Regions from separate parts of the Homo sapiens genome. Here all the other regions are linked to region 1. The links are chromatin loops, found by intact Hi-C in ENCODE. Cell type or tissue: Caco-2. All regions are shown on one strand. Each heading gives the region's core, and the rest is flanking DNA. Links, peaks and the distances in the headings are about the cores only.

Region 1 (10,346 bases), core at 3,410-8,409:
CCCAGGATAGGTAGGGAAGCAGAATGTGTAAGTGCTAGAATGGGAAGAACACTGGACTTGGTTTCAGGGATTTGGGATTCTCAAGCTGACTGCATGGCCAACATGAGTCACGTGCTCATTCCAGGCAAGCCAAGCAGATAGTGAGGTTATGGGATTGCCCCAGTCTGAAACTGTGCCATTTGTGCATTTGTGCTCAGGTATCTCTTTTCAGAATATGTGGGTAAAGCATGACTTTACCATAACCATAGGCTGAAGATAACTAGTGTTGTGATCCAGGCCACAGGCCACCTGAGAAATTCACATCACTACACCGTGACAATAATCACAGTAAGCATATATTCTTCTCACCTATGTGGCAGCGCTCTAGAATCCAGAGACTGCTATGATGCTTGTTCTATATGATGGTGTGGTATCATTTGGGCACCACTATTGTCAATGTATCAATGCTGGCTATAGATATAGGCGGAACTGGTTTGCTGTTTCTAGCAGTGACAGCAGAGTATAGAAGAAGAAATCTCAATGCTCATGCCCATCATATTGGTCCAATTGTTCTGAAACCTTGCAGGATGCAAACACAAGGAAGGAGAGAAAAGACACAGTGGATCTCATTTCTAAGTGTCTACGTAGAAGTGAGTGGATCATGGAAGGCTTTGTGTAATACGTAGAATTTTAACTGATGACTATAATTGACCCAGCATTATTATTATTATTATAATTGCACCTGCTGTAAATTTTGCCAGTCTGTAAATTTGCTGTAAATTTGCTGTAAAATTTGCTGTAAATTTGGACAGATAGAAATCGGGAAAGAAATAATTTACAGTGGCACTGTTAATAATAGCAGAGAGTTTTTTAGGGAATGGTGAAGAATTCATACATGAGTTTTATTCCTTGTGTCTCCCACTCCATGTATTTTGGTCATGGTGGCAATATTCCTCTTATATAGAATCATAAGGCTGGAGTGCTCTGAATAATGAGCATCATCTTCTGTGGCCTTGAAGTGATAGGGCTTGCTGTTAGTTTTGTGATATTCATAGGAGTGAGCTCTATAATAATATAAAGTCCAGAGAGGGCCAGGCAGGTCAGGCCAACAGGACAAGCCACAAAGTCAATTCCCTTCTCTCCTCACCCTCCTCACAGGGATATGTCCAGCCCTCCAGGGTCAGAAGGCATGGATAAAAATACAAAAAAAAGTGTGGGGGTTAGGGGAGAAGAGAGAAGCAATGGAATGCAGCCCCTTCTCTGGAGCAGCATTTTTACCTGCAAAAGGCCCACATTGGGAGTAGGGGAGATAGTTAATCTTTGAATTAAATTCACCATTGTAATTGTCACATCAAAATTTAAATCTAAACTCTGCATAGCCTTGATATGGATGTCCCAAAATTCCTATTCAAATTCTGTGTTGTCTAGAACCTCTTTGTAACGTAATTTCTATAGTGACTTGACATTTTTAAATCCTGGTAAACATGTGAGAGAATAACACATATCAACCTCAGACTTTCTGAAGTTGAAGAAAGTTGTCATTCCCATTCCAGGTGTGCAGGCACCCTTGCCTTCTTATCAAAGATATGTACAATTATTGGTGAGAGTAGAGATGCATGATTCAGCCTTGTGTCTGTAAAAGTGTATGTACTCATTTTAAGAGTTATTGGAAATAAATATGATAAAAATTTAATATGTGCTTAATTTCGTGTTGGGTTGGTGAATGCAAATTATATTACCTTCTACCTATGTACTCGGTTAACAAACTCCCTTCCAGCATACCCCATGTCCTCATTCTTGGTGACTTCAATATTCTTGGAGTGAGTCCACACAACAAACCAGTCTCTCAGTTGTTTTTAAGTTTTCATTCAGAATTAATTGTAGACTATTAAGAAGTTACTAAAATAGTACAGAGAGTTCCTGTATGCCCATCAACCAACCCACAGTAATACTGACTTTTTAATTGAATGTATTATCAAAACCAGGAAAATGACATTGGTACCATCCAATTATCTACACTACAAATCTTATGAGACTTCACCAAATATCTACAGTACGATCTTACCAAATTTTACCAGTGTTTGCATGCACTCATTTTTGGAGTGAGATATTTCTCTATGTTTCATTCCATAACATTTTGTCACATGTGTAGATCATATAACCAGAACGACATTGAATATAGAAGTGTTTCTTCACCACAGAAGATTTCCCCTGGGTTCCCCCTACTGCCACACCCACACTATTCTTCTTCCCAAACCCCTCTAATCACTGTTCTATTCTTCATCTCTATAATTTTGTCATTTCAAAAGTGTTACATAAATAGAATCATACAGTATCTAATCATTTGACTTTGGCTTTTTTCATTCAGCATAATGTCCTCAAGATCCATGCAAGTTTTTGCAAGTATCAATAACTTATTGCTAATTTTTTATACTACTGAGTAGTGTTCCATTGTATGGATGTACTATGCTTTGTTTCATTATTGGTAAGTGGAAGGATATTGCTGTTTTTTCTAATGTAACATTTAAAAATAAAGCAGCTATAAACATATGTGTACATTTTTTTAATTTTTACTTTAAGTTTTGGGATACATGTGCAGAACGTACAGGTTTCTTACATAGGTATACATGTGCCATGGTGATTTTCTGCACCTATCAACTCATCATCTATGTTTTAAGCCTCACATGCATTAGGTATTTGTCATAATGCTCTCTTTCCCCTTGCCCCCCACCCCCGACAGGCCCTCATGTGTGATGTTCCTCTCCCTGTTGCATGTTTTCTCATTGTTCAACTCCCACTTATGAGTGAGAACATGCAGTGTTTGGTTTTCTATTCCTGTGTTAGTTTGCTGAGAATGATGGCTTCCAGCTTCATCCATGTCCCTCCAAAGGACTGAACTCGTTCTCTTTTATGGCTGCATAGTATTCCATAGTGTATATGTGTCACATTTTCTTTATCCAGTCTATCATTGATGGGCATTTGGGTTGGTTCCAAGTCTTTGCTATTGTAAATACTGCTGCAATAAACATGTGTGTGCATGTGTCTTTATAGTAGAATGATTTATAATCCTTTGGGTATATACCCAGTAATGGGATTGCTGGGTCAAATGATATTTCCGGTTCTAGATCCTTGAGAAATCTCCACACTGTCTTCCACAATGGTTGAACTAATTTACACTCCCACCAACAGTGTAAAAGCGTTCCCATTTCTCCACAGTCTCACCAGCATCTGTTGGTCCCTGACTTTTTAATAATCTTCACTGTGGCTGGTGTGAGATGGTGTCTCATTGTTTTTATATGTATTTCTAATGATCAGTGATGATGAGCTTTTTTTCATATTTTTTTGCTACAAAAAATGTCTTCTTTTGAGAAGTGTCTGTTTATATATATCCTTTGCCCACTTTTTGATGAGGTTGTTTGTTTTTTTCTTATAAATTTGTTTAACTTTGGCCAGGTGTGTTGGCTCATGCTTGTAATCCCAGTACTTTGGGAGGCCGAGGCGGGTGGATCACCTGAGGTCAGAAGTTTGAGACCAGCCTGGCCAACATGGTGAAACCCCATCTCTACTAAAAATAAAAAAATTAGCCAGGCATGGTGATAGGCGCCTGTAATCCCAGCTACTCAGGAGGCTGAGGCAGGAGAATTGCTTGAACCCAGGAGGCGGAGGTTCAAGTGACCTAAGATTGTGCCACTGCACTCCAGTCTGGGCAAGAGAGTGAGACTCCATCTCAAATTAAAAAAAAAAAAAAAATTTGTTTAACTTCCTTGTAGATTCTGGATATTAGACCTTTGTTAGATGAGATCGCAAAAATTTTCTGCTATCCCGTAGGACATCTGTTCAATCTGATGATAGTTTCCTTTGCTGTGCAGAAGCTCTTTAGTTTAATTAGATCTCATTTGTCAATTTTGGCTTTTGTTGCCATTGCTTTTGCTGTTCCAGTCATGAAGTCATTGCCCATGCCTATGTCCTAAATGGTATTGCCTAGGTTTTCTTCCAGGGTTTTTATCGTTTTCAGTTTTACATTTAAGTCTTTAATCATTCTCGAGTTAATTTTTGTATAAGGTGTGAGGAAGGGGTCCAGTTTCTGTTTTCTGCATTTGGCTAGCCAGTTTCCCAGCACCATTCACTAAATAGGGAATTCTTTCCCCATTGCTTGTTTTTGTCAGGTTTCTCAAAGATCAGATGATTGTACCTGTGTGGTGTTATTTCTGAGGACTCTGTTCTGTTTCATTGGTCTATACCTGGTGCTGTTATTTCTGAGGACTCTGTTCTGTTTCATTGGTCTACATATCACTTTTGTTACCACTACCATGCTGTTTTGGTTACTGTAGCCTCGTAGTATAGTTTGAAGTCAGGCAGGGTGATCCCTCAAGCTTTGTCCTCTTTGCTTAGGATTGCCTTGGCTATATGGGCTCTTTTTGGGTTCTACATGAAATTTAAAGTAGTTTTTTTTTTTTAAATTCTGTGAAGAAAGTCAATGGTAGCTTTATGGGAATAGCATTGAGTCTATAAATTACTTTGGGCAGTATGGCCATTTTCACGATATTGATTCTTCCTATCCATGAGCATGAAACTTTTTTCTTTTGTTTGTGTCGTTTTTTATTTCCTTGATGTTGTATTCCTAGGAATTTTATTCTCTTTGTAGAAATTGTGAACAGTAGTTCATCATGATTCGTCTCTCTGCTTAACTATTATTGATGCATAGGAATGCTGGTGATTATTGCACATTGATTTTCTATGCTGAGACTTTGCTGAAGTTGCTTATCAGCTTAAGGAATTTTGAGACTGAGAGGATGGGATTTTCTAAATATACAATATTGTCATCTGCAAATAGAGACAATTTGACTTCCTCTCTTCCTATTTGAATACTCTTAATTGTTTTGTATTGGCTGATTTCCCTGGCCAGAACTTTCAATACTGTGATGAATAGCAGTGGCAGAAGAGGACATCCTTGTCTTGTGCCACTGTTCAAAGGGAGTGCTTCCAGCTTTCACCCATTCAGTATGATATTGGCTATGGGTTTGTCATGAATAGCTCTTATTATTTTGAGATACGTTCCATCAATATCTAGTTTATTGAGAGTTTTGAAGGGGGCCAGCCCCTCCACACCTGTGGGAGTTTCTCTCAGGTGGGACGAGGGACTGAGAAAAGAAATAAGACACAGAGACAAAGTATAGAGAAAGAACAGTGGGCCCAGGGGACAGGCACTCAGCATACAGAGGACCCGTGCCGGCACTGATCTCTGAGTTCCCTCAGTATTTATTGATCACTATCTCTACTACCTCGGTGAGGGGGATGTGGCAAGACAATAGGGTAATAGTGGGGAGAGGGTCAGCAGGAAAACATGTGAGCAAAGGTCACTGTGTCATAAATAAGTTTAAGGAAAGGTCCTGTGCTTTGCTGTGCACGTACACAAACATCTCGGTGCATTAAAGAGCAGTATTGCCACCAGCATGTCTCACCACCAGCCTTAAGGTGGTTTTCTCCTATCTCAGTAAATAGAACATACAATCAGCTTTTACACTGAGACATTCCATTCCCAGGGACGAGCAGGAGACAGATGCCTTCCTCTTATCTCAATTGCAAAGAGGGCTTTCTCTTTCACTAATCCTCCTCAGCACAGACCCTTTATGGGTGTCGGCTGGGGGATGGTCAGGTCTTTCCCTTCCCACGAGGCCATATCTCAGGCTATCACTTGGGGAGAAACCTTGGACAATACCTGGCTTTCCTGGGCAGAGGTCCTTGCGGACTTCCACAGTGTATTGTGTCCCTGGGTACTTGAGATTAGAGAGTGGCGATGACTTTTACCAAGCATACTGCCTTCAAGCACTTTTTTAACAAAGCACATCCTGCACAGCCCTAAATCCATTAAACCTTGAGTCAACACAGGACATGTCTCTGCAAGCACAGGGTTGGGGCTAGGGTTACAGATTAACAGCATCTCAAGGCAGAAGAATTTCTCTTAGTACAGAACAAAATGGAGTTTCTTATGTCTACTTCTTTCTACATAGACACAGTAACAGTCTGATCTCTCTTTTCCCCACAAGTTTTTAGCATGAAGGGATGTTGAATTTTACCGAAGGCCTTTTCTGGATCTATTGAGATAATCGGGTGGTTTTTGTCATCAGTTCTGTTTATGTGATGGGTTACATTTACTGATTTGCGTATGTTGAGCCAGCCTTGCATCCCAGGGATGAAGCCGACTTGATCGTGGTGGATAAGACTTCCATGTGCTGCTGGATTCAGTTTGCCAGTATTTTATTGAGGATTTTTGCATTGATGTTCATCAGGGATATTGGCCTGAAGTTTTCTTTTTTTGTTTTGTCTCTGCTTGGTTTGGTATCAGAATGATGCTGGCCTCATGAAATGAGTTAGGGAGAAGTCCCTCCTTTTCAGTGGTTTGAAATGGTTTCAGAAGGAATGGTACCAGCTCCTCTTTGTACCTCTGGTAGAATTTGGCTGTGAATCCGTCTGGTCCTGGGCTTTTTTTGGTAGGCTATGAATTACTGCCTCAATTTCAGAACTTGTTATTGGTCTACCCAGGGATTTGACTTCTTCCTGGTTTAGTCTTGGGAATGTATATGTGTTCAGGAATTTATCCATTTCTTCTAGATTTTCTAGTTTATTTGCGTAGAGGTGTTTATAGTATTCTCTGGTGGTAGTTTGCATTTCTGTAGGTTCCCTGGTGATATCCCCTTTATCATTTTTCATTTTATCTATTTGATTCTTCTTCCTTTTTTTCTTTATTAGTCTAGCTAGTGGTCTATCTGTTCTGTTAATCTTTCCAAAAAGCCAGCTCCTGAATTCATTGATTTTCTGAAGAGTTTTTCATGTCTCTATCTTTTTCAGTTCTGTTCTGATCTTAGTTATTTCTTATCTTCTCCTAGATTTTGAACTTGAATTAAAAGACAAAGTCTGTGTCTTTTAATTGGTCTTGCTTCTCTAGTTCTTTAATTGTGATGTCAGGGTGTTGATATTAGATCTTTCCTGCTTTCTCCTGTGGGCATTTAGTACTATACATTTCCCTCTAAACATTGCTTAACTGTGTCCCAGAGATTCTGGTAAATTGTCTGTTTGTTCTCATTGGTTTCAAAGAACTTTTTTATTACTGCCTTAATTTCATTATTTATCCAGTAGTCATTCAGGAGCAGGTTGTTTAGTTTCCTTGTGGTTGTGTAGTTTTGAGTGAGTTTCTTAATCCTGAGTTCTAATTTGATTGCACTGTGGTCTGAGAGACTGCTTGTTATGATTTCCATTATTTTGCATTTGCTGAGGAGTGTTTTACTTCCAATTATGTGGCTGATTTTAGAATAAGTGCTATGTGGCACTAAGAAGAAAGTATATGCTGTTGATTTGGGGTGGAGAGTTCTGTCAGTTTCTATTAGGTCCACTTGGTCCAGAGCTGAGTTCAAATCCTGAATATTCTTGTTAATTTTCTTTCTTGTTGATCTAATATTGACAGTGGGGTGTAAAATTCTCCTGCTATTATTGTGTGGGAGTCTAAGTCTCTTTGTAGGTCTCTAAGAACTTGCTTTATGAATCTGGGTGCTCCTGTATTGGGTGCATATATATTTAGGATAGTTAGCCCCTTCTTGTTTCATTGATCCCTTTACCACTATGTAATGCCCTTCTTTGTCTTTTTTGATCTTTGTTGGTTGAAAGTCTGTTTTATCAGAGACTAGAATTGCAACCCCTGCTTTTTTTTTTCTTTCCATTTGATTGGTAAATCTTCCTTTATCCCTTTATTTTGAGCCTATGTGTGTCTTTGCATATGAGATGGGTCTCCTGAATACAGCACACCTATGGGTCTTGACACTTTATTCAATTTGCCAGTCTGTGTCTTTTAATTGGGGCATTTAGCCCATTCACATTTAAAGTTAATATTGTTATGTGTGAATTTGATCCTGTCCTTATGATGCTAGCTGGTTATTTTGCACATTAGTTGATTCAGTTTCTTCATAGTGTCATAGGTCTTTATATTTTGGTGTGTTTTTGCAGTGGGTGGTACCGGTTTTTTGTTTCCATATTTAGTGCTTCCTTCAGGAGCTCTTGTAAAGCAGGCCTAGTGGTGACAAAATCCCTCAGCATTTGCCTGTCAGGGAATTATTTTATTTCTCCTTTGCTTATGGAGCTTAGTTTGGCTGAATATGAAATTATGGTTGGGGTGGCTGGCAAGATGGACAAATAGGAACAGCTCCAGTCTGCAGTTCCCAGCAAGATCAATGCAGAAGGCAAGCGATTTCTGCCTTTCCAACTGAGGTACCTGGATCATCTCACTGGCACTTGTTAGACAGCGGGTGCAGGTCATGGAGGACAAGCCAAAGCAGGGTGGGGTGTCACCACACCCTGGAAGCACAAGGGGTGAGGGAAATCCCTCCCCTAGCCAAGGGAAGCCGTGAGGGACCATGCCATGAGGAACAGTGCTCTCAGCCCAGATACTATGCTTTTCCCACAGTCTTTGCAACCTGCAGACCAGGAGATTCACTTGGGTGCCTACACCACCGGGTCCCTGGGTTTCGAGCACAAAACTGGGCGGCCATTTAGGCAGAAACTGAGCTAGCTTCAGGAGGTTTTTTTTGTACCCTAGTGGCGTCTGGAATGCTAGTGAGGCAGAAGCATTCACTCCCCTGAGAAGGGGGCTGAAGCCAGGGAGCCAGGTGGTCTAGCTCAGTGGATACCACCCCCATGGAGCCCAGCAAGCTAAGATCCACTAGCATCCACCATTACTGGGTCTTGAGTAGGTGGTTTTCCCTTCACAGTGTAAACAAAGCCACCTGGAAGTTCTGACTGGGTAGAGCCCACCACAGCTCAGCACACCCACTGTAGCAAAACTGCCTCTCTAGATTCCTCCTCTCTCAGAAGGGCATCTCTGAAAGAAAGGCAGCAGCCACAGTCAGGGGCTTATAGATAAAATTCCCATCTCCCTGGGACAGAGCACCTGTGGAAAGGGGTGGCTGTGGGCATTGCTTCAGTAGACTTAAACGCTCCTGCCTGCCGGCTCTGAAGAGATCAGCAGATCTCACTGCACAGCACTCGAGCTCTGCTAAGGGACAGACTGCCTCCTCAAGTGGACCCCTGACTCCTGTGCCTCCTGACTGAGAGACACCTCCCAGCAGCGGTAGACAGACACCTCATAAAGAGAGTTCTGGATGGCATCTAGTGGGTACTTTTTTGGGAAGAAGCTTCCAGAGGAAGGAACAGACAGCAATCTTTTCTATTCTGCAGCCTCCACTGGTGATACCCAGGAAAACAGGCTCTGGAGTGGACCTCCAGCAAACTACAGCAGACCTGCAGTAGAGGGGCCTGACTGTTAGAAGAAAAACTAAACTACAGAAATAAATCACATCAACATCAACAAAAAGGATGTCCACACAGAAACCCCATCTGAAGATCACCAACATCAAAGACCAAAGGTAGATCAATCCATGAAGATGAGGAAAAACCAGTGCAAAAACGCTGAAAATTCCAAAATCCAGAACACGTCTTTGCCTCCAAAGGATCACAACTCCTCGCCAGCAAGGGAACAAAACTGGACAATGAGTTTGACGAATTGGCAGAAGTAGGCTTCAGAAGGTGGGTAATAAACTCCTCTGAGCTAAAGGAGCATGTTCTAACCCAATGCAAGGAAGCTAAGAACTTTGAAAGAAAAAAAAAGTTAGAGGAATTGCTAACTAGAATAACCAGTTTAGAGAAGAACATAAATGAACTGATGGAGCTGAAAAACACAGCAGGAGAACTTCGTGAAGCATACACAAGTATCAATAGCTGAATTGATCAAGCAAAAGAAAGGATATCAGAGATTGAAGATCAATTTTATGAAATAAAGCATGAAGACAAGATTAGAGAAAAAAGGATAAAAAGGAATGAACAAAGCCTCCAAGAAATATAGGACTATGTGAAAAGACCAAACCGACATTTGATTGGTGTACCTGAAAGTGACAGGGAGAATGGAACCAAGTTGGAAAACACTCTTCAGGATATTATCCAGGAGAACTTCCCCAACCTAGCAAGACAGGCCAACATTCAAATTCAGGAAATACAGAGAACACCACAAAGATACTCCTCGAGAAGAGCAACTCCAAGACACATAATTGTCAGATTCACCAAGGTTGAAATGAAGGAAAAAATGTTAAGGGCAGCCAGAGACAAAGGTAGGGTTATCCACAAAGGGAAGTCCATCAGACTAACAGTAGATCTCTCTGCAGAAACCCTACAAGCCAGAAGAGAGTGGGGGCCAATATTCAACATTCTTAAGAAAAGAATTTTCAATCCAGAATTTCATATCCAGCCAAACTAAGCTTCATAAGCGAAAAAGAAATAAAATCCTTTACAGACAAGCAAATGCTTGCTGAGAGATTTTGTTACAA
Region 2 (10,346 bases), core at 2,352-7,351, 74 kb before region 1:
GGCCATAATTTAAAAATCTAAAAATAATAGATGTCGGCAGGGATGTGGTGAAAAAGATACACTTTTACACTGCTGGTGGGAATGTAAACTAGCACAACCACTATGGAAAACAGTGTGGAAATTCCTTAAAGAACTAGAAGTAGATCTACAATTTGATCCAGTAATCCCACTCCTGGGTATCTACCCAGAGGAAAAGAAGTCATTTTACGAAAAAGACACTTGCACTTGCATGTTTATAGCAGCACAATTGCAATTACAAAAATATGGAACCAGCTCAAATGCCCATCAATCACCAAGTGGATAAAGAAAATTATATATATATAGTGTGTGTATGTATATGTGTATGTATATATATGTATATGTGTCTGTATATATTTATATATATATATATATACACACACACACACACATATACCATGGAATACTACTCAGTAATAAAAAGGAATGAAATAATAGCATTCTCAGCAACCTAGATGGAATTGGAGACCATTATTCTAAGTGAAGTAACTCAGGAATGGAAAACCAAACATCATATGTTCTCACTTATAAGTGGGAGCTAAGCTGTGAGGACACAAAGGCATAGAATAATACAATGAACTTTGAGGACTTGGGGGGATGAATGAAAGAGAGATGAGAGATAAAAGACTACACATTGGGTACAGTATACACTGCTTGGGTGATGGGTGCACCAAAATCTCAGAAATCACCACTAAAGAACTTATACATGTAACCAAACACCACCTGTTCCCCAAAAACCCATTGAAATACAAATAATAATAAATGATTTGATTTCACAGAACTTAAAAAAAGTTAGCTGTTCAGAGTTGATAAAAGAAGTAAAAATGAACAGTGTAGCAAGTGGTAGCCTCTAGACAATGGGATTCTAGACTTTCACTTTGCATACACTTCTCTAGCATTTGGAAAGAAAGTATACACATGAATATATTACCACTATAATAAAGAAAACACCAAAAAAAATGGTGTCAGGACATTGTCAGCCTTGAATGATCCTATGATCCACTTTTTTCATTATTTATAAAGCCTCATAATGATAGTTCACATTACTTGATGTGATACCTAGGCCCATAATTGATTTTTAAAATCAGGACAGCAATTACTTACAGGAAGGTGAACAACATGGGACGTGATGAGAGAGGCTTATATGTACTGGATATGGGACAGAGGCCAAGAATCATCTCAGTTGGGATTTGTGTCTCGAACTTCTCTGGCCTCTGATTTGTCCACAGTCCTCATGCAGGAAATAACAAGTCTGTCCAGCATCTTCATAAGCCTGAGTTGCTAACCAGTGTTCACTCTAGCTCCCGTAGGCATCCCCTGAATTAAGAAACACAAAAGGGTCCTCTGAAGTTACTGAATCCCAGAAAGGCCCTCCACCTTTACCACAAGGGAGATCTTCACCTCTGGACAAAAGAAAAAGGAAAGACAAGGGTAAGTACCAAGAACTGTCTTCTTTTATAGTCAGTTATGGTTTTAGCTACAAGATCACTTTCCTGTGTTTCCACCTCCGTGCTACATGCAGGGGATCATGATCTTGTTTCATGAAAAGACAGGAGACATGGAGCTTCCTTCTGGAAACCGATTGCTACCAGCCCAGTCTGTGTGAGTTCCAAATAGGGTCCCCGCTTCTGATTTATCTCCCCATATCACTTCCTTTATTCCAATCATTCAATCTGCCCTCATGGAGAGAATGCTACCTCTAACATTCATTTAATGAGCAAGGGGACATGCAGGCCTTGCTTCCTAGAGCTGAACTGCTGTAGAAGCCAGTTTTGCTGTTTTACTTACTTTTCAAAATTTTTCTTCCTTGCCTATCTGGAAAGTTTCAAGGAAGACATGGATGGTCCAAACTGAAATGATTGAGGAGTGTTTCATGAGGGAAGTATTTACAAAGACATGCAGGGTTAAGGAAAGAGAAAATGCATGGGTCAGCACCCTAAGCAGCAATACCTAGGGGAGCACTAAGTCCTCCCCTAGACTGAAAGGGACAGGGAAGGAGCAGTTATTATTGTCACCATAGCCATAGCCATAGCTGTATCCATAGGGGTGGGAGAACAAGAGCGGGCAGGTGGAGAAGCCCTGTATGGCCAACACACAGCCACACAGGCTGATATGCTTTGGATCTGTGTCTCCACCCAAATCTCATGTTGATTGTAATTCCCGATGTTGGAAGGAGGGCCTGGTGGGAGATGATTGTTAGATCACGGGGATGTTTTCATATGAATGTTTTAACACCATCCCCCTTTGGTATTGTTGTTGTGACACTGATGAGTTCTCATGATATCTAGTTGTTTAAAAGTGTGTAGCACCTCCTCCCTCTCTCTCTTGCTCCTGCTTTCACCATGTGAGATGCCTCTCTCCCCCTTGGCCTTTCACCATGAATGGAAGCCTCCTGAGGCCTCCTTAGAAGCAGAAGCTGCTATGCTTCCTGTATAGCCTGCAGAGCCATGAACCAATTAAACCTGTTTTCTTCATAAATTTCCCAGTCTCAGGTATTTCTTTGTAGCAATTCAAGAATGAACTAATACACTGGCAGAGAGCCAGGAGGTGGAAATCCCAAGTGGCTCTCCTGCTGTCTTCCAGTCTCCCCCTGGTGTCTCCCAGTATCTCAATTCCACCAGAAACAAGAATTTAAAAGAATCCCACTGATGTGGTACATAGAAGCCACTCTCTTGGGATGTCAACAGGATAGAGAAGAATGGAAAGCAAATCCTCCTGGCAACTAAGACTATCCCTCACACCTTCTTATATCCTCCTACTTCCTGTGGTTTTTTCTGTCTAAAGGTGATTGATTCTGGTCTCATTTCAACTCTATCAGACTAATGTTTGGCATGTCCTTCTCTACTGTCACTTCTATGCAGACATGTTTGCGTTCATCAAAAATGCGTAGAAAATTAAATGTAATTTTTTAAAGAGAGGACATATTTCTTTTGTTTAGAATATAAGTTTGGTTGCTCTCATAAAGACACGAAGTAGAAATATCTTAACAAGAAAGTACAGTTGTGCCTCTGGGTCACTACATTCTGAATCTGCAGATTCAACAAACCACAGGTGGAAACTATTTTAAAAATAAGAGTATGGCGGAGTTGTGTATATACTGAGCAGGTATAAACTTGTTTTTTCTTGTCATTACTTCTGAATTGATAGAGTAAAAAAAAGAATTTACATAGCAATTACATTTTGTCAGTTATTCTAAGTAACTTAGAAATTATTTAATGTATCTAGGAGAAAGTGCATAGGTTGTATACAAATATCACATCGTTTTGTATAAAGAAATGAGCATCTGCATATTTTGGTGTGTGCTGAGGTTGCGGAAGCAAGCCCCAATGAATACCCAGAGATGACCATCTTCTAGATCCCAGCTGGAAGCTCCAAGGCATCATAAATCAGAATTCCAAAATTGAAACTCCCCAGTGCCTAGAGAGTTGCCCTCATTTTTGTGATCCTGCATGATTCCCAGCCACATCGGCATTCCAGCATCATGGAAAAGGATGAAAGGAAGGAGAGGCCTTGCTTGTTCTATTGATCCCATGAGCCAGGGATCACTTTTGTGCATCTTACATTGAAGAGCTCCTGCTCATATGATGGCACCATCATCAAGGAACACTGGGATGTGGGTCCTTGTGCTGCTTTTACACTCTCAGAACTGTTATGTGACCAAAGAGGAAAATGATTATTGGGGCAACCTAGCAGTCTCTTCAGCCCCGCACTGTCTCTGATTCTGTGCTCACATCAAGATTTTTCAAGAACTCCTCAGAAATAATAAATGATGGGACAGAGAACAGTTCAGAAGTCTCAAACAGGGCTCCAGGGACCAGGGACTGGTATTGGACCTGCTTTCCATGTTATGATCTCAGGAAAACCCTTTAATTCTATAGGCCTCGGCTTCATCTTATGTCATATGAGGATAATACCATAGATGGTCTTTAAGAAAGACATGCTAAATGTTGATGATACTACAGTGAAAAAGACAGCTTATGGAGCTTCAGGTTTCATGAGGAAGATAAATATATCATACCCTAAATATAGATGGACAAAGTGTTTAGTGCCCTGAATGTGGATAACAGATGTTCTCCTTTTCCTCCCATTGCCTTTTCGGGCCAATCATGGATATGGCAGCTTGTCTTTCTACTAAAGGTCAGGATGGATACATTAATTCTTGATGTTTCTCTGTACTCCCACCAGAGGGTGAATCTTCTTTCCACATGGAAGCCTCCTGCCCATGTGCATTCTTGGGATTCCAGAGCAAAGGTGGCCTCAGGTAGGCAAAAAGGAACTCCTGAATTTGTTCCTAAATGGTTTTCACTCTCCTCTATATTGTTCCCTATTTGATTAGCTTCTCATTCTCTATCTGGAGTTTGTTTAGGTTAGTTTTTTCTTTCAGCCCACAATTTTGACTGCCAACTTGGATTTCACTTGAGAATCACTCTGTTGCTTTACTCCCTCTAACATGTATAATCGACACAGAGTCGTGCTGGTTCGAAAGGGCTAGTCAAAGACTGGATCATGAGTCAGCCCTGCTGGGCTCAACTTCATACTATATAAGTCCCAGGACAAATAATTCATTCTTTTTGTGCTCCAGTGCATTATTGGCCATATGGGAATAATACTCATTCTTACCTCCTAGGCTCTTCAGATAATTAAAAGAGACAATACCTAATAAACTCTCAATCAGCTGCTGTTATTCTCCCAGATTAGACCCAGTCCTCATTCTCCAGCTGAAATCTGCATGAATCTCTCTCTTTATACTCCAAGCCCTATACTAGCCCTATTTCCCTCATTGACTCTGCTAATACAAATATTTTCATCAACAGAGAAATAAACCACAGATCTACTGAAAGAGAGACAGAAATTGGGTTACATTTTGTATACGGAGCAGAACACTTATTAGTCCCCCATAGATATTCCAACACTTCAGTTACTTCCTTCAGTTGCACTCAGGCTCACCCACACTTACTCTTTCCTCTGCTCTACTGCTTAACAGTTCAGCTCAGACCCACACCCTACACAAACGCTGTGTACAAAAATGCTTCTAGGTGTTCAGCAAAGCTACACTGAGACCTCATGTCAAAGGCTCATCAGTGGTCATTTTCTGGTGTTGGGCACACATCAATCATTCTTTTCAACACAGATAGAGCTGTCCACAAATAGATTTCTGATTGTTGAAATTCTCTTCATATAATTACAAATGTGTGTTCTAATGCCTTACATTGTGCTTTCATCTTTATTTTCCATTTCACCAAAATCTACCAGTACCATTAGGCTCCTCATGCATGCATTCATTCATTGAATGAATATTTATGAAGAGCACAGTGTGCTGCTCATGGAAATAGGCACTGGGAGTATAAAATGTAAAATGCAGTCCTGTCTGCAATAACTGACACACTGAGTTATTTCTCACCCACCAGGCCCAGCCATTTCCACACTTATCCTAGCAAAGGTCTCATTTTCCTCTGCTTCATAATGCATGGTCTTCTTTCCTATCCATGGATGACCAGTCCTAGTCATGAGGGTGTCACAACCACCTCTTTGTGTATCTGAATTCCTCCACCTGAGAGAAATTTCAGGCCCAGGATAGAGTAATCATCGGGTCCACAGCCCTGGCCACTTGAATGGGGGTGTTTTGATCCTAATGTTATCCCCATGTCAGTACAGAACTTGTGTGGCAATAAAGAGAGGTCAGGCTTCAGAGTCAGCAGGAACTGGATTTCAAATGGATTTGAGGACCCCCACCTTTTGATAGGTGACTTATTCTCTGTGAGCCTCTGTTTCTCTCCTCTTTAAAATGAGAACAGTAAATCCCACATGGCAGGGTAGTGGGGAGAATCAGAGATCAAACAGCTGGTGATCACATCTGGTTTGTGTTCCCAGGGACACCAGACTACCGTTTCTGAGCGTGGATCCAAGCAACCCAGCCTTGGATGCAGAACTGACACCAATTAACAGAACTGAGGAGACTCCTTGCTACAAGCAGACCCTGAGCCTCATGGGGCTGACGTGCATCATTTCCCTTGTCACGCTGACAGGAAACGCGGTTGTGCTCTGGCTCCTGGGCTTCCGCATGCGCAGGAACGCCGTCTCCATCTACATCCTCAACCTGGCTGCGGCAGACTTCCTCTTCCTCAGCGGCCACGTTATACATTCCGCCTCACTCCTCATCAATATCTGTCATCCCATCTCCAAAATCCTCATTCCTGTGATGACCTTTCTATACTTTACAGGCCTGAGCTTTCTGAGTGCCATGAGCACCGAGCGCTGCCTGTGCGTCCTGTGGCCCATCTGGTACCGCTGCCTCCTCCCCCCACACACCTGTCAGCGGTCGTGTGTGTCTTGCTTTGGGCCCTGTCCCTACTGCGGAGCATCCTGGAGTGAATGTTCTGTGACTTCCTGTTTAGTGATGCTGATTCTATTTGGTGTCAACCATCAGATTTCATCACAGTCGTGTGGCTGATTTTTTTATGTGTGGTTCTCTGTGGGTCCAGCCTGGTCCTGCTGATTAGGATTCTCTGTGGATCCTGGAAGATGCCTCTGACCGGGCTGTACGTGACGATCCTGCTCACAGTGCTAGTCTTCCTACTCCGCAGCCTGCCCTTCGGCATTCGGTGGGCTCTGTCTACTGGGATCCACCTGGATTTGGAAGTCATTTTCTGTCATGTCCATCTAGTTTCCATTTTCCTGTCCCCTCTAAACGGTAGTGCCAACCCCGTCATTTACTTCTTCGTGGGCTCCTTTAGGCAGCGTCAAAATAGGCAGAACCTGAAGCTGGTTCTCCAGAGGGCTCTGCAGGACATGCCTGAGGTGAAGGTGGAGGGCGGCTTCCTGAGGGAACCCTGGAGCTGTCGGGAAGCAGATTCGGGCAGTGAGGAAGAACCTCTGCCCTGTCAGTCAGACGGGACTTTGAGAGCAATACTGCCCTGCCACGCTTGACAATTACATGCGTTTTCTTAGTGTTGTGCCTCAGAAATGTCTCAGCGGTAACTCAAGGTCGTCGAATAGATGTTTATCTATACTGACAGTTCCAGTTTTCATCCACAGAAAGCATTAGTCTGACAGTACAATGTTTAGATTCTCCTTGATATTACCAACACATTTTTCCTGTTATCTTACACTGAAAACTTTTTCTGCAATTTTCATTGTAATAAAAGGAGTTCCTCTCCACAACCCTAAACTCATCTTTATACGTTTCCTACCTGATTGTATCAAAAAGGAAGTTTCCTTATTGATCTCTCAGACTATGTTCCCCTGAAACCATATTCCCTTCTATGACTGGAAGCATTACTGAAGTTGGGAGCTCGATTCTGAATAAGTGAGTTCTGTTATCTCTACATTCCACTGAATTCTCAGATATAAAGCAAAATAATGTCCTTAGAGACAGACTCTTTCTTCATAAAAACACTCTCACAAATTGGTTTTATGAAAAGTCCTCTCCTGTCATTTGTCCACAGCATGGTGACACACTGGCCTTGATTTCTAGTAAAGACAACCATGGCCGCTTCCCCTTGAGAACTGGTAAGTTCTTATTTAGCTCTTCCTGGACTAATAGACCAGTGAGGAGCCTGTAAATATGCCCCACCAGTTCCATTTTGCCCATTGGAAATGGCAGTATTGATTATAAAGTGGAAACTATCTTGAAAAATCATTATTCACTTACAGATTCTTTCAGTTGTAGGAGAATTCTTCTTACTTCCAGGTTTTGCACAAATTTTTCTGGCTGTAACTTTCAGTTAGTTTTATGGTCGTTCACGTGAGAAGCAAAACTGAAAATATCTGACCTTTCCATGCTAATGTCAATTATAGTATCTGGATAATAACTTACAGTTGGTATAGAATTCTAATACATGCTGTGACATAGATGAACCTGAAAACATTGTGCTAAGGAAAATAAGCCAAACCAAAGAACAATATTGTAAGTTCAAATTTTATGAGATATTGAAACTAGGAAATTTGTGAACACAGAAAATAAGTTAGGAGGAGCCTGGTGCTGGATGATGGAGGGAATGTGTAGCCATTAGTTAATGAGCAAAGACTTTCTGTGTGGAATAATGCAAAGTTCTTAAAGGGGACAGTGGTAATGGTTACAACTTATTGGAATATACTTAATGAAACAGAATTTTACAACTAAAATAGTTGAAGTTGTAAAATGTATGTTATGTAAATTTTACAATTAAAAACATTTAATTATAAACACAGGATCAGTACAAAATTCAGAACTATTCTCCACCAGTGATTATCCCTTCCACAGATAACTCAAGCAGACAGAAGAGACCACCAAGAGATGTGACATCACAGTAGGCTCTGTGCTGCTCTTAGACAGTGAGGCTGCCCCTCAGATTGACCCTCACTAAGGGGAGCTGACACATGCAATTTGAGTATGCAGGAGACAGTGTAAAGTAGCTATGAAAACAATAAAGAGGTATATAGTTTTCAATTTGTCCAACCAAATTTATTAGCGGCTCTTATCACACTGTTAACAATGTTGAACTCAGGTCCCCTCAGTCCAGATCCATTGCTTTTCCAGGCCCAGACTCCATTGATGCTGAATCCTATCTGTCCACCCTCAATTTCCAAATGCTGTAGTAGGACATGGCTGTTAGTGAGGGTTTCCTACAGGTCGGAGAAAACAGGAAGCCAGTGCTTGCAGCCAATGCTCCCGGCAAGGAGCTTTGATGTCATGTCGTCAGTTCAGACTGAGGGTTATTGGGAGAGTCCACTCTGGAAGTCTCTGATATCAACTGTACAGTTTTGGCCTAAGATGTTGTCTACATGAGGAATTTTGTAGAGAATATTCACCTGACAATTGAAACAAATAATGTTGGTCCTCACCTGGGAATTGCTTGGTTTGATGTTAGAAACATTCTTTTTCTTTTGGCAGAAGAAAACTTCAACTTCATGAAGCTTAGATTCAGTCCATGAAGCCCATTCTGAACTTACTTGGCCTCACAGATTGCTCTACGATAAAACTTATAACAGCATAGTTGAAATACTTTTCCTCACATCTTTCTCTTCAACTGCATTCTGAAGTCTTTAAGACGCAAAGAACATGTCCTTGAATTTCTAGTGCAACAGACTAGGTGTGGAATTTAGAAGATGCTTGGTAAATATTTTTCTCAAGTAGCTCCCACCTGAAAATCACAGGGTTGTCCAGCATCTTGCAAAGGCTGGCTCAGTCACCAGGTCTCACTGGATCTCCTATAGGCACTTTCCACTTAACAGAGTGTCCTCTGCAGTTGGTCTTTCTGAGAACAGCTGTTCCCTTTTATTGCAGGTCTGCTCACTGCCTCTGGGAAGAAGAATAGAGGGGATGCAGGAGTCTGCTCATGAGCTGCCTTCTTTCCAAGGTCAATGATATCATTTCCTCTCAGTTCTATGTCAAGGAAGAGCATGCAGTACATCCAGGAGTGTTCTCCAGAAAATGAGAAATGATAAGAAAATCTCTCATGGCACTTTTTGGGAGCTGCCATTCATGACTATATTTTAGGCATGAATTCAACTAACATTCAAACATAATTCACTAAGCACTGTGCTAATTCTACATAAAAGCAAACACCTTTCAAATAAGTCTCTCACTAATACATTCTGTATCTATAACCAATCCTTTCCACTTCATGAAGAAAATATACTGATGGATGCGGAGCAAATGCTGAGCCTTCGTGGCCATTCACTGATGCTCTAGTACACCTGGGCTCAAGGGCACTGGGCCATCACACTCACAAGAACCAACTGGATCTGTTTCTTGTCCTGCTTTTGCCAATTAGGCTTGTCAATATAATTACCTAATTTTTCAAAATACAGCACAAGTCAATGAAATACGAATATGAAAGAATTGTGGTTTCCATAAAAACTAATGTGAATGTGTAAATGGACAATAAAAGCAGGTTCCAAAATTATTGTTAGTTTACTAGGTGTGAGTCTGCCAACTCTACAAGATTAAACAAAAATGAACAATATTGAACAATATCCTCAGACAGAATGCTATGCATCTGATGCTAAGATCTACACTTAAACTAATCCACACTGCAAATTATAGACAATGATTGATAGATATGCTTTCAGACAGAGTAGAATTCTATATGCCGAACCCTACACAAAGGATTGTTCTACAGCCTAGTTCTATTGTAGTGAATTAATTCTAGGTAAAATTGAAATACTCATGTTACAAATGTATCCTTTTTTATGCATACTGATTAACAGATATTTTCAATTAATCTATCTACTTACACTCCTGAATATATCATTAAGTGGGCTTTACATAGCAATATCTCTCACTTTTTCTACTGTTTGTTGTATAAATATATACTGAGCATCTTTTATTCTCTAGCTTGCATGCT
Region 3 (10,346 bases), core at 3,067-8,066, 55 kb after region 1:
ATACTCGTTACCTTAAATTATAATTTATATTATATCATCTTAACCATGCCAGCTTTATTTTATTTAAGATTTTCATAGTTTATCTCTTTTGTTTTTGTTTTTTGTTTTTTTTGAGATGGAGTCTCACTCTGTCACCCAGGCTGGAGTGCAGTGGCGCTATCTTGGCTCACTGCAACTTCCACCTCCCAGGTTTAAGCAATTCTCCCTGCCTCAGCCTCCTGAGTAGCTTGGATTACAGGCAACCACCACCACGCCTGGCTAATTTTGGTATTATTTAGTAGAGACAGGGTTTTGCCATGTTGGCCAGGCTGGTCTAGAACTCCTGACCTCAGGTGATCTGCCTGCCTCAGCCTCCCAAGGTGCTGGGATTATAGGCATGAGCCACCGCGCCCGGCCTAGTTTATCTCTTTCTATCCTTTTTTTATCCAAACTATGTGGGTCCTTATATTTGAAGTGTGTATCTTGTAAATATAACACAATTGGGTCTTCTTCAAGATTTAGTCTGGCAATCTTGTACTTTTAACTGAATCGTTTGGTCCATTTGTCTGCAATTTAATTACAGTTAGTTTTAAGTCTACCATCTTGCTATTTGTTTTCTATATGTCCTATCTATTATATTATCTTTAATCCATTTTATTTTTATGAATTGTTTGTTTAATCTTTTCTCTTGTATTAGCTTTTTAATGATACATTTTTTAAATTTTTGTAGTTACTCTAAAATAGCACTAACAGAAATAAAATGTGAGCCACCTTGTAATTTTATATTTTATAGGCTATATCCAGAATATTATCATTTTGTTATGTGACCAATATAAAAAATTAATGAGATATTTTATATTCTATTTTTTGTATTAAGTCTTTATAATCTAGTATATATTTTACACTTAACAGCACCAGGAAACAACAACTGCAGAAAGCATGAGCTTACAAGGCAAGACACCTAAGGACTTGGGCCCCTTAGGAATAAAGATCTGGATGCCAGGCAGGCACTTGAATGCTGGTAGATCCAGGGAGCCAGAGAACAAGGGCATAGCTGGCATCTGGGCTAGTAATAACAGCTAACAATGATTGAACACCTAATATGTGCCAGGAAATAGGTACATTTTTCTCATTTAATGTTCACAATAACCCAAAGAGGTGGGTGCTAACATTATTTCCTCATTTTAGACAAATAACTGAGGTACACTGCACCCTGGTGCCACCTGTGCAGTGACCGGAAGCTTCCATTTGCCTAACACTAGGTTCCAGTATCAGGAATCTCCCTGATGATATGTCTCAGTCATGTTATTCAATAACTCTATGAGCAATTGAGATAACAATTTGCCCTCCCACTAACTTGCCACTTGTCAACTTCATAACTGGTTCAGAGGTTAAGTGGAGAAAGAAAGGGCTATTTACTAACTCTCTAAAACCCCAGCATCCTAGACTCTGTCCAGGCTCTTCTCATCTTCCTACACTGCCCTCTCTCACTTTACTTGTAAACAGTGCTCAAAAAAGCTGTTCACAGGACAGAGTCTGAGAGAGAAGGAAACCATCTCCCCATCTATCACACATTCCATTTCCATATATTCACCCTTGGACAAGAAGAAAGTATCAGAGAAAAACTTGGAGGGACTTCAGAGAAGGGGATAATTTGGAGGTTAAAAAAAAAGAGAGAGAGAGAGAAGAAAGTTTGTGAGGACTGGCTGAGAATCCTCTTTAAATTATTATGTGGGCATGAAGGATGTGATGGGGCAAAAATGGAGCAGAGAGAGAACAGAAGAAACAGTGAGAGGAACAGAGACAAACACACCCAGAGAGACACAGCTATAGAAAGAAAGAAAATCAGAGAGAGAGACAGGTACAGAAAGGCAAAGACATAGACTCATGGCTGGTGCAGAAGCAGCAAGGCAGAAAGAGGTGGTTCTGCCTGTGTTTCCCTGATTGTTCTTTTGTCCATTTTCCAGACATCTCAGCAAAATGAGTCAGTTTGGACAGTTCTACCACTTCCCGCAGACCTGCCTCAATGTCAGACATGCCCCTAGAATTATTTTCCATTGCATTTTCTATTTCTGGAAGGGCGAATTATCCATGTTGGTCCTACCCCAGTAATATCACCCAAATAGAGAAAGAGGCCAAGAGAGGTGTAGGGTCCCCCAATGCCTTGACCACTCTATGACCCAGCCAGCTACAGGTTTTTCCTAGCATGTTTGCACCCAAACTGGGGCCTTATAAACATTCTCAGGCACTGATAAAGGTATCTAGGTTGTTGCCCAAAACACTGAAAGAAGCTGTCCCTGGCATCTTAGCAAAATTCCTTAAACCCTCATAAAATCTCCACACCCTGACCCCTTCACTGTGGTTATACTGGTTATACCTAGGTACAACACCTCTTTCCTCTAGTGTTTAGTACTTCTTGGAAGTACTAAATGAGATGGAATCCCCCATCTCAGGATTGTTTGGGGCATTCCCTTGTGGCCCTGCTGCCACTTTGGGGGCAATTCCAGCCACGAGTTAAGTGAAATGAAACAAGAGGTAATGACAGAGGGGAAGAACCAGAGGAAAAAGTAAGGCAGGAAGAGCCTAAAATCTCAGACTGAGATCCTGAGGCCCAAACTCTCTGTGTGGCCTTGGAGAAGTCACTTCCACCCTCTGGGACTCAGTTCCTTCATCTGTAAAGATACGAATCTAAAGAGACCCTGGGGTCCTTCCCAGTTCTGTGAGTTTGACGGACTCAGAGAGGAGCTGTCTGAGTGAAAGAGAAATGAAGATCAAGCAAGTTACTAATAGGAGCTCCAGTGAAAATCAAACAGAGAAATGGCCTAGAAATTTGTTTCACAGAAGAGACAATCATGGAACAGAAGTCATTGAACAGGAGAGAATATTCAGAGCTACATCAAATCCAATGAACAAATAGTGGGTATCAGGTACATGCAACACTTACAAGCACTGAAGAGTTTGCAAACAAACTCCATCCTCCAGAGCTCTCAGGCTCCTAAAAAGAATGCCAGGTGCCCTAATAATCATGTGCTTTTAGATTAGAATAAGAATAAGAGGGGTTGTTCTAATCTGGGTGGTCTGGAAGTTCAAGTAAAGGAACAGCTAACTGCTTGAAAAACTGTACCAGGAAACTTGATATTTGCATGACCCTGAACCCTGGATGGAAGTAAAGAACCTCTTCAAATCATACAGACCATCCTGACCCTCCCTCCTCATCATATGGTATGGTCCATCTTAGATTTTTTTAATGAGAACAAATTAAATACATGGACAAGTGCCTTTTATACACTCATACTTTTAATAACATAGATGCCTCAAGTATAATAATGTATGACTCAGATTGGTTACTCCCTTTCAATTTCTGAAAGAGTGTGTTAGTCTGTTCTCACACTGCTATGAAGAACTGCCTGAGACTGTATAATTTATAAAGGATAGAGGTTTAATTGATTCACAGTTCAGCATGGCCGGGGAGGCCTCAGGAAACTTACAATCATGGCAGAAGGTGAAGGAAAAGCAAGGCACCTTCTTCACAAAGCAGCAGGGAGAAGAGTGGCAGAGTGAAGGGGGAAGAGCCCCCTATAAAACTATCAGATCTTGTGAGACTCACTCACTATCATGAGAACAGCATGGGGGAAACTGCCCCCATGATTCAATTACCCCCACCTGGTCTCTCCCTTGACATGTGGGGATTATGGGGATTACAATTCAAGATGAGATTTTGGGTGGGGACACAGCCAAACCATAACAAGGAGTATTTCAGTTATTTTTCTGCACCTCATGTAGTGGTATCAGGCCTTTCTTCCCTGTCTCCTCTTTCATTTAAGTACTGACCACAGGTGGACTTCCTCTCTTTACAGGGTCTCTCCTCAGTCAGTTCCACCACATGCTGCCCAACAGGGTGTGCATTGCACAAATCCAGGGGCAGGACTCACATAGGCCACAATGTAGGTGACATCCCCTGGAGTTGTACAACACTAGGACTTAGCTTGCTTTCCCCACACAGGGATCTTATGGAGACTGCAAGTTCGACGGCCTAGGGCAAATGCCCCTCAAGCACTGGCCAGTTTTGTTGGCACAACCCAAATTCCAAAAGGACCACCATCTTCTCCCCTTTATTCTACCCCCATGCATCTTTGGAGTGCATCTTCAGCAACCTCAACCATCAGGTGTCACGTTCCAAAAACATGAGCAGAAAACTGTCAGGTTTTAACCACCCTGCCTTCTACCTTGAAGGATTTCTGGAAGCTTAAACATATTCATTAAATGTGGCAAGGATAGTAACTACTTAAAGAAGAAAGCGAAGCCCTGGAGACATAGATGTCAAGAAGAACCCAAACTAGATAGTTTGGTGGTTCCATCCAAGTTCAGTGATGGATGGACTCCAAAGATGGATGAGGGTAGAATAAAGGGGAGAAAATGCAAATAATTAGGTTTTGCTTCTGAAAAAAGAGAAAGAAGAGAGAATAAGGGAAGAGACACAAAAGAACCTGGTAGGATGATGTTAGGCTGGAAGCTACATGGAGCAAAATCAGGTTGCCAGAATCAGGATGGTTGGCAGAAAAAAAAAAAAAAGAACATCTAACAGGCGATGCTAGTTTGCCACCTTGGACAAGTTTCTTAACCTCTATGTATTTCTGTGTCTTTATTTGTTAAATGGACTCTATTCCATGCTTACCCCTTCTGATATTTGCAGCATATTAAACCAAATGTGAAATTAAAGTCCATCAAATCTCACACACAAACAAGCACTCAAATGCACTACACAAAACCTTGGTGAATGTGATAAACTTTAACAAAGATTTGAAATTCATGGGATAAGTAGGGTCAATTACTAGCAGCAAAAAAAAAAGAAAGAAAAGAAAAAGAGCTGTAGTAAAAATTGTCCCCTGAAAGAATCATTCTGTGCTAGAGATCCATGCCAACTTGCATCTACCACAACATGATTTTATTCAGCCCTATCCTACACTACCTCTCTGTTATTCAGAGTCCACTGTGACTTTAGTCAACATTACATTGAAAATTCCAGAGGATGCACAGCCCCTTTCTCTCCAGTAACCAGTTAATTGAGAATGTAGCAGGTAGCAGTATAGGCAAAACACACTTGCCCAGGCTCTGACATTGGGGAAATAAAGAAGTTGACAAGATATAGCTCTGCCCTCCACCAGCCTACAGCAGTAGGGAAAGAGAGGATGTCTGTGATCAATATCTACTACCTCAGAGCTAGCTGAGAAGAGGAAGAGAAGTTTAGTGATGGATGGAAAAACTTAAAGAAAAGGTTGGAATTTGAGGAGGACAGCCCCTGTCTTAACATAGCATGTCATCTCACTAATGAGGCCATTTCCTGGTAACTATCTTTTTTGATTATTTGATCATCCTAACAATCCCTCAAGGTGGGTAAGTTTAAGACAAGAAGATTTTTAACTAAAAGAGGTGGAAAGAAGAAAATGCAATCGAGTCTCATGGTAATTGTTGGCACAGATGCAGAAACTATTTAGGAAACATTAGACCATGTGGAGATTTCATCTCTTGTGCCAGCCGCATCTGATTGCAAAGTCTACAAAATGCTGCTTTCAGAAGAATTTTATTTTTAAGCCCAAGATAGGCTCAATGAGACAACATCCTGGGATCTATTAACCATGTCTGCCATGGGTGGAGTTTTGGAGGATGATCCCAGAAAATAGGAGAATTGGAATAGTAATAAATGAAGATGGAAAGGTAACTAGGAGCCAGAACGTTAAATGTCAGAGGGTCTGAAAAGGTGACTAGATTTTGTTTTCTCCAGTTGCCAGAGGTGAAAAAAAAACATTTTTATTAATATGGGTTAAGCCAAACTATATGACATGTTGATCCAGGTGGGTGTGACCCCTGAATCTCTAACAATTGAAAATGAAATCTCAGGACCAATTTCATAACCACATTACTGCTTCTTGTGAACCTATGGATTTATTCTCTCAGCTCCCCCTTCTGGACAATCTGAGGTTCAGCATCACAGCAAATGGTATGTGTGAAGAGTGATAGGACTTAGCCCACAATTGGATAAGGGCTGTAGTCACACCATTGGGAGGCCTCTTTCTGTCCCCTGCAGCTCTCTGTAGGTCTCCATAAGCAGAGAGTAAAACAAATCAGAATCTCATCCTCACTAAATTCCCACCAACACAACCCCACTACCTAGTTATGTTCATTTGTGTCAATCATGCTCCCCAGGGAGAAAAACCTCAAAGTTTTTCCAAATTTAGGAACACAACAGTCCTCACAACAGTGCTGATGTGTGTACATTCATCCTAAACTGAAGAACATCTGTGACTGAGTAGCCACCAGCATCCCAGTCCCCGGCAGGGCAAACTTTCATCATTTTATAAATGCAGGTCCAAACTCCTAATGGAAACCCTTACATCCAAATATCATCTATAAATTATCATATGTGCTTCCATTGAATGTTATTTAACCCCCTAGTGGAATCTGAGGCAGCACTGCATAATCAAACACATTAGTATTTCTGCAAAGAAACTTATGAATGTGCCCAATAAGGGAGATTTTAAAAGATAACTTTCTGCCTCTTAGCATTTCAGATCAGTTAGTTTTGGTTCCAAATTTACAAAACAACTTTTAGTTTTTGGAGTTTCAAGGATTTGGAATTTGCAGATAGAAGAATATGGACATGTATCTATGGGCATATTGAATCGGTTCAATGACTGGGGTGGAGAACCCTTTCTACTGTTTCCCTAGGAGTAAATGGGCGGAAATTGTTGTGGTTAATCTTCAGGGAAGGGCCTCTCACCACTCAGTTTCTTTCAGGAAATTTTTTCCACCATGTAGACTGACATCTTTATTATTGTCATCATTATCAATATCATTAGCATCATCACTAACATTTGTTGAGCATTTCTTACGGACATGCTCTGTGTTTCTTTAATTTTATTTTAAGTTCTGGGATACATGTGCTAAACATGCAGGATTGTTACATATGTAAACATGTGTCATGGTGGTTTGCTGCACCTATCAACTCATTACCTAGGTATTAAGCCCCACATGCATTAGCTATTTATCCTGATGCTCCCTCTCCCCCGTCCCACCTACAGGTCCCAATGTGTGTTATTTCCCTCCCTCTGTCCATGTGTTCTCATTGTTCAGCTCCCGTTTATGAGCGAGAACATGCAGTGTTTGGTTTTCTATTCCTGTGTTAGTTTGCTGAGGATGATAGCTTCCAGCTTCATCCATGTCCCTGCAAAGGACATGATCTCATTCATTTTTATGGCTGCATAGTATTCCATGGTGTATATGTACCATATTTTCTTTAACCAGTCTATCATTGATGGGCATTTGGGTTGATTCCATGTCTTTGCTATTGTGAATAGTGCTTCAATAAACATACATGTGCATGTGTTTTTATAGTAGCATGTATCTTTAAAATAGAATGATTTATATTCCTTTGGGCATATACCCAGTAATGGGATTGCTGGGTCAAATGGTATTTCTGGTTCTAGATCCTTGAGGAATTGACACACTGTCTGCCACAATGGTTGAACTAATTTACATTCCCACCAACAGTGTAAAAGCGTTCCTGTTTCTCAACATCCTCGCCAGCATCTGTTGTTTCTTGACTTTTTAATAATCGCCATTCTGACTGGCATGAGATGGTATCTTATTGTGGTTTTCATTTGCATTTATCTAATGATCAATGATGTTGAGCTGTTTTTCATATGTTCGTTGGCCACATGAGTGTCTTCTTTTGAGAAGTGTCTGTTCATGTCCTTTGCCCACTTTTCACTGGGGTTGTTTGTTTTTTCTTGTAAATTTGTTTAAGTTCCTAGTAAATCCTGGATATTAGACCTTTGTCAGATGGGCAGGTTTTAAAAATTTTCTCTCATTTTATAGGTTGCCTGTTCACTCTGATGATAATTTCTTTTGCTATGCAGAAGCTCTTTAATTTAATTAGATCCCATTTGTCAATTTTTGCTTTTGTTGCAATTGCTTTTGGCAATTTCATTATAAAATCGTTGTCTATGCCTATGTCCTGAATGGTATTGCCTAGGTTTTCTTCTAGGGTTTCTATGGTTTTAGGTATTACATCTAAGTCTTTAATCCATCTTGAGTTAATTTTTGTATAACGTGTAAGGAAGGGGCCCAGTTTCAATTTTCTGCATATGGCTAGCCAGTTTTCCAAGCACCATTTATTAAATAGGGAATCCTTTCCCTGTTCTTGTTTTTGTCACGTTTGTTGAAGATCAGATGGTTGTAGATCTGGTTTTTTTTCTGAGATCTCTATTATGTTCCATTTGTCTATGTGTCTGTTTTGGCACCAGTATCACGCTGTTTTGGTTACTGTAGCATTGTAGTATAGTTTGCAGTCAGGTAGCGTGATGCCTTCAGCTTTGTTCTTTTTGCTTAGGATGGTCTTGGCTATATAGGCTCTTTTTTGATTCCATATGAATTTCAAAGTAGTTTTTTATAATTCTGTGAAGAATGTCAATGGTAGTTTGATGGGAATAGCATTAAATCTGTAAATTACTTTGGGCAGTATGGCCATTTTCACAATATTGATTTTTCCTATCTATAAGGATGGAATGTTTTCCCATTTGTTTGTGTCCTCTCTTATTTCCTTGAGCAGTGGTTTGTAGTTCTCCTTGAAGAGGTCTTTCACATCCCTTGTTAGCTGTATTTCTAGGTATTTTATTCTCTTTGTAGCAACTGTGAATGGGTGTTCATTCATGACTTGGCTCTCTGCTTGTCTATTTTTGGTGTATAGGAATGCTTATGACATTTGCACATTGATTTTGTATCCTGAGACTTTCCTGAAGTTGCTTATTAGCTTAAGGAGCTTTTGGGCTGAGATGATGGGGTTTTCTAGATGTAGGATCATGTCGCCCGCAAAGAGAGACAATTTGACTTCCTCCCTTCCTATTTACATACCCTTCTTTCTCTTGCCTAATTGCCCTGGCCATAACTTCCAATACTATGTTGAATAGGAGTGGTGAGAAAAGGCATTCTTCTCTTGTGCTGGTTTTCGAAGGGAATGCTTCCAGTTTTTGCCCATTCCATATGATATTGGATGTGGGTTTATCATAAATGACTCTTATTATTTTGAGATATTTTCCATCAATACCTAGTTGATTGAGAGTTTTTAACATGAAGAGATGTTGAATTTTATCAAAGGTCTTTTCTGCGTCTATTGAGATCATCATGTGGTTTTTTACATTAGTTCTGTTTATGTGATGGCTTACATTTATTGATTTGTGTATGTTGAAGCAGCCCTGCATCCCAGGGGTGAAGCCAACTGGGTCATGGTGCTTAAGCTTTTTAATGTGTTGCTGGATTCAATTTGCCTGTATTTTATTGAGAATTTTTGCATTGATGTTCATCAGGGATATCGGCCTGAAGTTTTCTTTTTTCGTTGTGTCTCTCCCCAGTTTGAGTGTCAGGATGATGCTGGCCTCATAAAATGAATTAAGGAGAAGTCTCTCCTATTCAGTTGTTTAGGATAGTTTCAGAAGGAATGGTACTAACTCCTCTTTGTACCTCTGGTAGACTTTGGCTTTGAATCCATCTGGTCCTGGGCTTTTTTTGGTTGGTAGGCTATTTATTACTGCCTTAATTTCAGAACTTGTTATTGGTCTATTCAAGGATTCAACTTCTTCCTGGTTTAGTCTTGAGAGGGTGTATATGTCCAGGAATTCATTACTCCTAGATTTTCTAGTTTTTTTTACATAGAGGTGTTTATAGTATTCTGTGATTGTTGTTGGTATTTCTGTGGGGTCAGTGGTGATATCCCCTTTATCATTTTTATTGTGTCTCTTTGATTCTTCTCCTTTTCTTCTTCATTAGTCTAGCTAGTGGCCTATTTTATTAATTTTTTCAAAAAACTAGCTACTGGATTCATTGATTTTTTTAAAGGATTTTTCATGTCTCTATCTCCTACAGTTCCACTTTGATCTTAGTTATTTATTGTCTTCTGCTATTTTTTGGATGTGTTTGCTCTTGCTCCTCAGTTCTTTTAGTTGTGATGTTAGCCCACATGTGGGCTGCCTGTATTCCTCAGCGATAGCAGGGGGAAAGACTAAGTCTGCTGGTCTGCAGAGACCACAGCCACCCTTCCCCCTAGGGCCCAACGAGATCAGAGTTCTGTCCCTAAGGCCCTGGCTGGAGTTGCTGGCTTTCCTGCAGAAAGGCCCCTCCCAGTGAGGAGGGATGGGTTAGGGTCTGGCCTAAAGAGTCAGTCTTCCACAGTCTGCCACAGCCAGTGTGCTGCGCTGTGTCAATTTGAGATCTTTCTAACTTTCTGATGTGTGCACTTAGTGCTATAAATTTCCCTCTTAATACTGCTTTAGCTGCATCCCAGAGATTCTGGTACATTGCCTTTTTGTTCTCAT

Evidence for each region. Peaks named below come from ENCODE experiments on the same cell type or tissue, not always from the same donor. Only the 100,000 strongest peaks of a DNase experiment are listed, where the experiment ranks them.
Region 2: it touches region 1 in a loop (3-fold over the local background); 1 of 110 quality-filtered maps calls a loop at or near these places.
Region 3: it touches region 1 in a loop (4-fold over the local background); 1 of 110 quality-filtered maps calls a loop at or near these places.

What each region holds. Positions count from the first base shown.
Region 1 is chr11:18,895,795-18,906,140 of GRCh38, reverse strand. No RefSeq gene overlaps it. Among named protein-coding and RNA genes, the nearest start is that of MRGPRX1, 38 kb to the left of the region's middle. RefSeq lists an enhancer at 5,347-5,852. In Caco-2, for the core only: no CTCF peak of the experiment used is centred there; a DNase peak (open chromatin) is centred at 5,670; H3K4me3 peaks cover 272 bases.
Region 2 is chr11:18,968,271-18,978,616 of GRCh38, reverse strand. It overlaps the pseudogene MRGPRX10P. Among named protein-coding and RNA genes, the nearest start is that of MRGPRX1, 34 kb to the right of the region's middle. In Caco-2, for the core only: no CTCF peak of the experiment used is centred there; a DNase peak (open chromatin) is centred at 4,256.
Region 3 is chr11:18,840,565-18,850,910 of GRCh38, reverse strand. No RefSeq gene overlaps it. Among named protein-coding and RNA genes, the nearest start is that of PTPN5, 54 kb to the right of the region's middle. In Caco-2, for the core only: a CTCF peak has its summit at 5,915 (motif pointing left); a DNase peak (open chromatin) is centred at 5,980.